2 separate regions of the Homo sapiens genome follow, and region 1 is linked to region 2. A link is an interaction called in ENCODE POLR2A ChIA-PET data of the cell type or tissue named here. Cell type or tissue: PC-9. All regions are shown on one strand. Links, peaks and the distances in the headings refer to the core of each region. The heading gives the core; the rest is flanking DNA.

What was found. ChIA-PET counts read pairs that join two places held together with the same protein. Peaks named below come from ENCODE experiments on the same cell type or tissue, not always from the same donor. Only the 100,000 strongest peaks of a DNase experiment are listed, where the experiment ranks them.
Region 1: POLR2A ChIA-PET joins it to region 2 with 7 read pairs; 6 of 35 experiments call an interaction of 5 or more read pairs at or near these places.

What each region holds. Positions count from the first base shown.
Region 1 is chr1:29,111,370-29,114,285 of GRCh38, forward strand. EPB41 (erythrocyte membrane protein band 4.1) reads left to right here. Exons shown (of 21, transcript NM_001376013.1): 19 at 999-1,079. Among named protein-coding and RNA genes, the nearest start is that of TMEM200B, 11 kb to the right of the region's middle. In PC-9, for the core only: no CTCF peak of the experiment used is centred there; no DNase peak of the experiment used is centred there.
Region 2 is chr1:28,971,090-28,974,005 of GRCh38, forward strand. The region is part of intron 1 of EPB41 (erythrocyte membrane protein band 4.1); the gene reads left to right. Among named protein-coding and RNA genes, the nearest start is that of EPB41, 58 kb to the left of the region's middle. In PC-9, for the core only: no CTCF peak of the experiment used is centred there; a DNase peak (open chromatin) is centred at 1,472; H3K27ac peaks cover 2,427 bases.

The DNA.
Region 1 (2,916 bases), core at 196-2,695, 140 kb after region 2:
ATCCAGGCTGGGCGCGGTGGCTCACACCTGTAATCCCAGCACTTTGGGAGGCCGGGGCGGGCAGATCACGAGGTCAAGAGGTCGAGACCATCCTAGCTGACAAAAAACCCCGTCTCTACTAAAAATAGAAAAAATTAGCCGGGCGTGGTGGCAGGCGCCTGTAGTCCCAGCTACTTGGGAGGCTGAGGCAGGAGAATGGTGTGAACCCAGTAGACAGAGCTTGCAGTGAGCCGAGATCGCACCACTGTACTCCAGCCTGGGCGACAGAGCAAGACTCCGTCTCAAAAAATAAATAAATAAATAAATAAAAAAGATTGTAGTAATCAAGGCTGGATGTGGTGGCTCACGCCTGTAATCCAAGCACTTTGGGAGGCTGAGGTGGGTGGATCACAAGGTCAGGAGTTTGAGACCAGCCTGGCCAACATAGTGAAACCCCATCTCTACTAAAAATCCAAAAATTAGCTGGGCATGGTGGTGCGTGCCTGTAGTCCCATCTACTCAGGAGGCTGAGGCAGGAGAATTGCTTGAACCCGGGAGGCAGAGGTTGCAGTGAGCCGAGATCACACCACTACACTCCAGCCTGGACAACAGAGCGAGACTCTGTCTCAAAAAAAAAAAAAAACAAAGATTTTAATAATCCAGGGGAGTAGAAGTGTACTCTACAAGGGAGTAGAAGTAGCAGGTCTGGTTGAGATTTTGGACAAGTAGGTTAGAAAGCTGTCCTTTGCAGTACCCAGCAGTAGATTAAAATTTGGAGTGGAGCTTTCGGAATAATCTTTGCTATTTTTCTTTTTTTGTTTGTTTGTTTGTTAATAGAGACGAGGTCTCATTATGTTGCCCAGGCTGGTCTCAAACTCCTGGCCGCAAGCATTCCTCCTATCTCAGCCTCCCAAAGTGTTGAGATTACAAGTGTGAACCACTAAACCTGGCCTCTTTTTCTTTTTTTTTAATTCTTGTTATATCGCTGATCTCATATGACATCTTCTCTTTGGTTCCAGACTGTAAAAGGTGGGATTTCAGAGACACGTATTGAAAAGAGAATTGTGATCACAGGAGATGCTGATATTGACCATGATCAGGTGGGAATGTTGAAGAGATCTGGGCCTGGGAGGGGTCCCTGGGCAGGAAGACCGATGAATACAGGAGTTTGTTTGCCATCTTCATCTGCAAAAAGCCTCTTTGGCCACTCTAGCTCTTAATTGAGAAGAAAGACAAAGACAATCAAAGTAAGAGGCCTGTGGGATGGAGGCCACAGATTGAGGAGCCAGGAAATGTAATGGAAAGAACATGAGCTTTGGATTCCAAGACTTGATTCAATTGCTGGTTCTTAATATATTCTAGCTGTTAACTCTCTGGGCCTCCATTTTGCATCTGTAAGATGAAGATGATAGTATCTCCCTCTCAGGGTTGTTGTGAGAATCAGGTGAAATACTGGATGAACAGCTGGTGGCACATGGTGAGCTCAGTTAAATGGAGCTATTGTTATTCCGAAGGTAAAGGTACCTGAACCCATGCTAGACAACATCAAAACAAAGGGAAGCATGCCCCTACCCTTAGAGAGCTGTAACAGCCGAGAAGACACGAGCGGGAGCATAGTATGGTGGACAAGACACCAGCAGACTCGAAACTTGTTTTCTGCCCTACATCTCTAACTTGCTGTGTGACCTTGGGCAAATCACTTTTCCGCTGATTTTTTTCTCCTTTCCTAAAAGAGAGTGGGTTGATCTAGATAATTTCTGGGCCTGAGTGCTAAAATTCTATATTTTTATGTTAATTGGGTGCTAATTGTGTGCTGCAAGCAATTAGCAAATAATAAGGTCAGGATTAATGTTCCCAGTTCTCTGCTGGGTGAGGTTAGAACAGTAAAGCTGCAGAGAAGAGGGGGTGGAAGAGATTGCATGCAAATGCTTCTGGAATCGTTGACTGGGTTGCTGGAGCAATAATTCTGTGGCCTTTTTATGCTGATATGCTGAGTGCCTTTAAAAAAAGAAAAACTGAGCTACAGTGCTGGCAGTTCCCTTGGAGGCAGGGTTGAGAGTTACAGCTGAGAATAGTGGACACAGGGTCCCAGAAACAAGGCTGCAAAGCCTAAATATCTTGCAGCCTGTTGGCCCAGCTCAGTGGGTCCCGCTGCTTTAGAAGCCTGCACCCACCCACTCAGTCTGGTGTGATCTGAGCCCCTGCTACGTGCTCAGTCTGCACTAGACAGCAAAAGCAATGCGGTGAAAGGTGTTTGAGGTTTGGAGTGAGACAGACTTGGGCTGAATCCTGACTCTGCGACCTAATTGGTTATATGTCCTTGAGCAACTTATATTACCAACCTGAGCTCTAGTTTTACCATCTGTAAAATAAGGATGATCACAGGTTTCTTCCAGGGTCATAAGGGCCAAACACACTTGGTAGCTCAGAGAGATGCTCCAGTGTCCCTCAGGTTTTCTAGTTACTGAGAGTGCATGGAAGGGGTAAGCTATGGTACACTCTGGCTGGCGAGGGAGGCACTTTAAGAACTGTTAAGGAGAAGCAGTGTGGAGCAGCAGGTTTCATAGAGAGGTGGGCGGAGGCAGAGTCACAAAGAGAAGACTTGAGCTGGGCCTGAGGTGTGAGCAGATGGGTTGGGCAAACAGGATCAGGGAGGATGGTCAGGGGCCCACAGAGGTGGTAGTTCTAAGAATGCCATTCATAGAGCCAGGAGACCAGAAGAGGGTTTTCCTTCTTCCCTTGCCCCTTCTAGAGATGGTTCTTAAGAGCCAGGTGAGTAGTCAGCTGGTCATTTCTAGCTGAGTCCTTTTCCATAGGGGAGCCTGCAAATTCAGAGACTGCAGCCCAAAGAGGATGGTGTTTTTGCTCTTTTGACTTTCCCTCTGCTCTCTTTAGCTTTTCTAAAGTAATCAAAGCTCCTCCAGATCCTCAAACAGG
Region 2 (2,916 bases), core at 248-2,747:
TGCCTGCCTTGGCCTCCCAAAGTGCTGGAATTACAGGCATGAGCCACCACACCCGGCCGCATTTAATCTTTTTTTTTTCTTTCTTTCTTTCTTTTTTTTTTTTTTTTTTTTTTTGGGACAGTGTCCCTCTGTCGCCCAGGCTGGAGTGCAGTGGCGCGATCTTGGCTCACTGCAACCTCTGCCTCCCAGGTTCAAGTGATTCTTCTGCCTCAGCCTCCCAAGTAGCTGGGATTACAAGCGCCTGCCACCATGCCTGGCTAATTTTTGTATTTTTAGTAGAGACTGGGTTTCACCATGTTGACCAGGCTCATCTTGAACTCCTGACCTCAAGTGATCCACCTGGCTTCGGCTTCTCAAAGTGCTGGGATTACAGGCATGAGCCACCGCGCCCGGTTGCATTTACTCTTTAAACAAAATTTTAACACACTTGGCTATCTGGTTTCTGAATCAATGTAGATTAGCCAATAACAGATTAGAAGAAGAGACATTGGAAGATGCTTGTTGGCAGGCCACTTTGACATCAGCAAGAAATGTGAGTTAACTCTTCAAATGAGCAAATAGGAAACCTAATAAAGGCAGATACAAAAAATAAAAAAGCACAGTATTCAGATATCTTTCTGAAAGAGCTAATCATCACTATAGACTTCAGTAGCCTATGAGGACATTAGCACTGCGTAGTAATTCAGGTTCATAATGATGACTAAATCAATAACGACTCAATTATGGTCTATAGATTTAAAAAATGAAACAAGGAAGCATATAATCCATTTCATAAAGATTTCCATCTAGAATGGCTAAAATAATACACTTTGACACTTTTTTTTCTTTTGAGACAGGGTCTCATTCTGTCACCCAGTCTGGAGTGCAGCGATCACAGCTCACTACAGTCTCGACCTCCGCGCTCAGCTGATCCTCCCACCTCAGGCTCACCACCCCATACCCACCCCTACCCTGCCCCCGTAGCTGGGACTACAGGTGCACGCTACCATGCCCAGCTAATTTTTTGTATCCTTTGTAGAGATAAGGTTTCACCATGTTGTCTAGACCAGACTGATCTTGAACTCCTAGGCTCAAGTGATCTGCCTGCTTAGGCTTCCCAAAGTGTGCTAGGATTACAGGCTTGAGCCACCAAACCCAGCCCACTTTGACACTTAAAAGAAATAAAACTCAATTCGGTGGAGATGAATTTTTTTTGTTTCACATTGTCCTCATTGATGCTCAGTAATCATTGATCCAGTAGTGTATTTTCTGGGAGGGCCTGGGCCCAGGTGGTACACTTTTAGACTATATCCAGACATCTTTTAAGTATATGCCTGAATTCTCTAGAGAAGTAAAGAATGTGTTTTCATCTTCTTAGAAGAAGATGAGTAAGAGTTTGTTTATTTAAAAATATCTTTGAATGAGTTGATTCAGCGGTATTAGTCACCATAGAAATGACTTAAATTAAAAACCAAGTTTTTGAAAACAGCATGATCATGCTCAGTGACATTCCTGATTCACTCAGTATGGCAAGCAGTTTTTTTTTTTTTAGACAGAGTCTTGCTCTGTTGCCCAGGCTGGAGTGCAGTAGTGTGATCATGATTCACCGCAGCCTCCAACTCCTGGGCTCAGGCAGTTCTCCCACCTCACGTTCCTGTGGAGCTGGGACTACAGGCTCATGAAACTATGCTTGGCTAATTTTTTTTTTTTCCTTTAGTAGAGACATGGTCTCACTATGCTGCCCAGGCTGGTTTCAAACTCCTGGGCTCAAGCAATCCTCCCACCTTGGACTCCCAAAGGGCTGAGATTACAGGTGTGAGCCACTGCAAGGCTTCATAAAGAGTAATTTAACATTCAAATAATTTCAAGAGGATAGAGGAAGAATTCTGAAGAAACTCTTTTGTAAATTTTAAATTACCATTTTCATCCAAAGACCACATTGGTGATTATCCTATTCTAGAGGTGCTAATTAGTGTACTTAAATTGAGTTAGAAAGGAAAGATACTTTCCTGTGGTTTTGGGGGATTGATTTTTATCAGGAAAGAAGCTGTTTTCTAGCATAGTTTTGAAACCTTCATACTTGAACATATTTTCTTTCTGTCTGAAAGAATGTCACTAGTTTCTGTCCTCTGACTAGGGAAGTAAAAGGGCCTATTATCCTTTACTTTTGCTTTTACCCCCTTATTCTCCTAATCCAAATGGTGACTCTTGAGTTTATAATATAGCCCTTCTCTGGTGTCCTTGGGGATATTGGGGGTGGGGGAGAAATAATATAGCCTTTAAAAAATAATCCATTGTATAACTATTCTAATGTCCCTTTTGTTTATTTTTATTTTTCAGAGACAGGGTCTTGCTCTGTCAACCAGGCTGGAGTGCAGTGGTGCAGTCATAGCTCACTGGAGCCTCAAATTCCTGGGCTCAAGCAATTCTTCTGCCTCAGCCTCCCAGATAGCTATGACTACAGGCATGCACCACCATGCCCGGCTACTTTTTTTATTTTTATTTTTTTAGAAACAGGATCTTGCTGTGTTGCCCAGGCTGGTTTGGAACTCCTAGTCTCAAGAGATACTCCTGTTTTGGTCTCCCAGAGTGTTGGAATTATAGCTGTGAGCCACTGTGCCCAACCCCATTTGTTTTCTTTCTTCCTTCCTATTTGTAAAATCTTAGCATTGGTAAGGACCTGAGAATTCAGTTAATGTAAGGACCCACGTACTAGAAGAATCCTCTCTCTGGCATCTACAACAGATGGGCATTCAGCTTGAGTGAATATTTTTGATGATAATCTCACTCTTCCCAAGCAGCTCATTTAATTATTAGCAATTTCTTCCTTTTACTTTATTTAGATGAAAACTATGTCTTTGTAATTTCTGTGGGCTAATGAATTCTGCCCTTAGGAGTCACATGAAATTCAGCAGCTCTTGAAATTTGTTAGAGCAG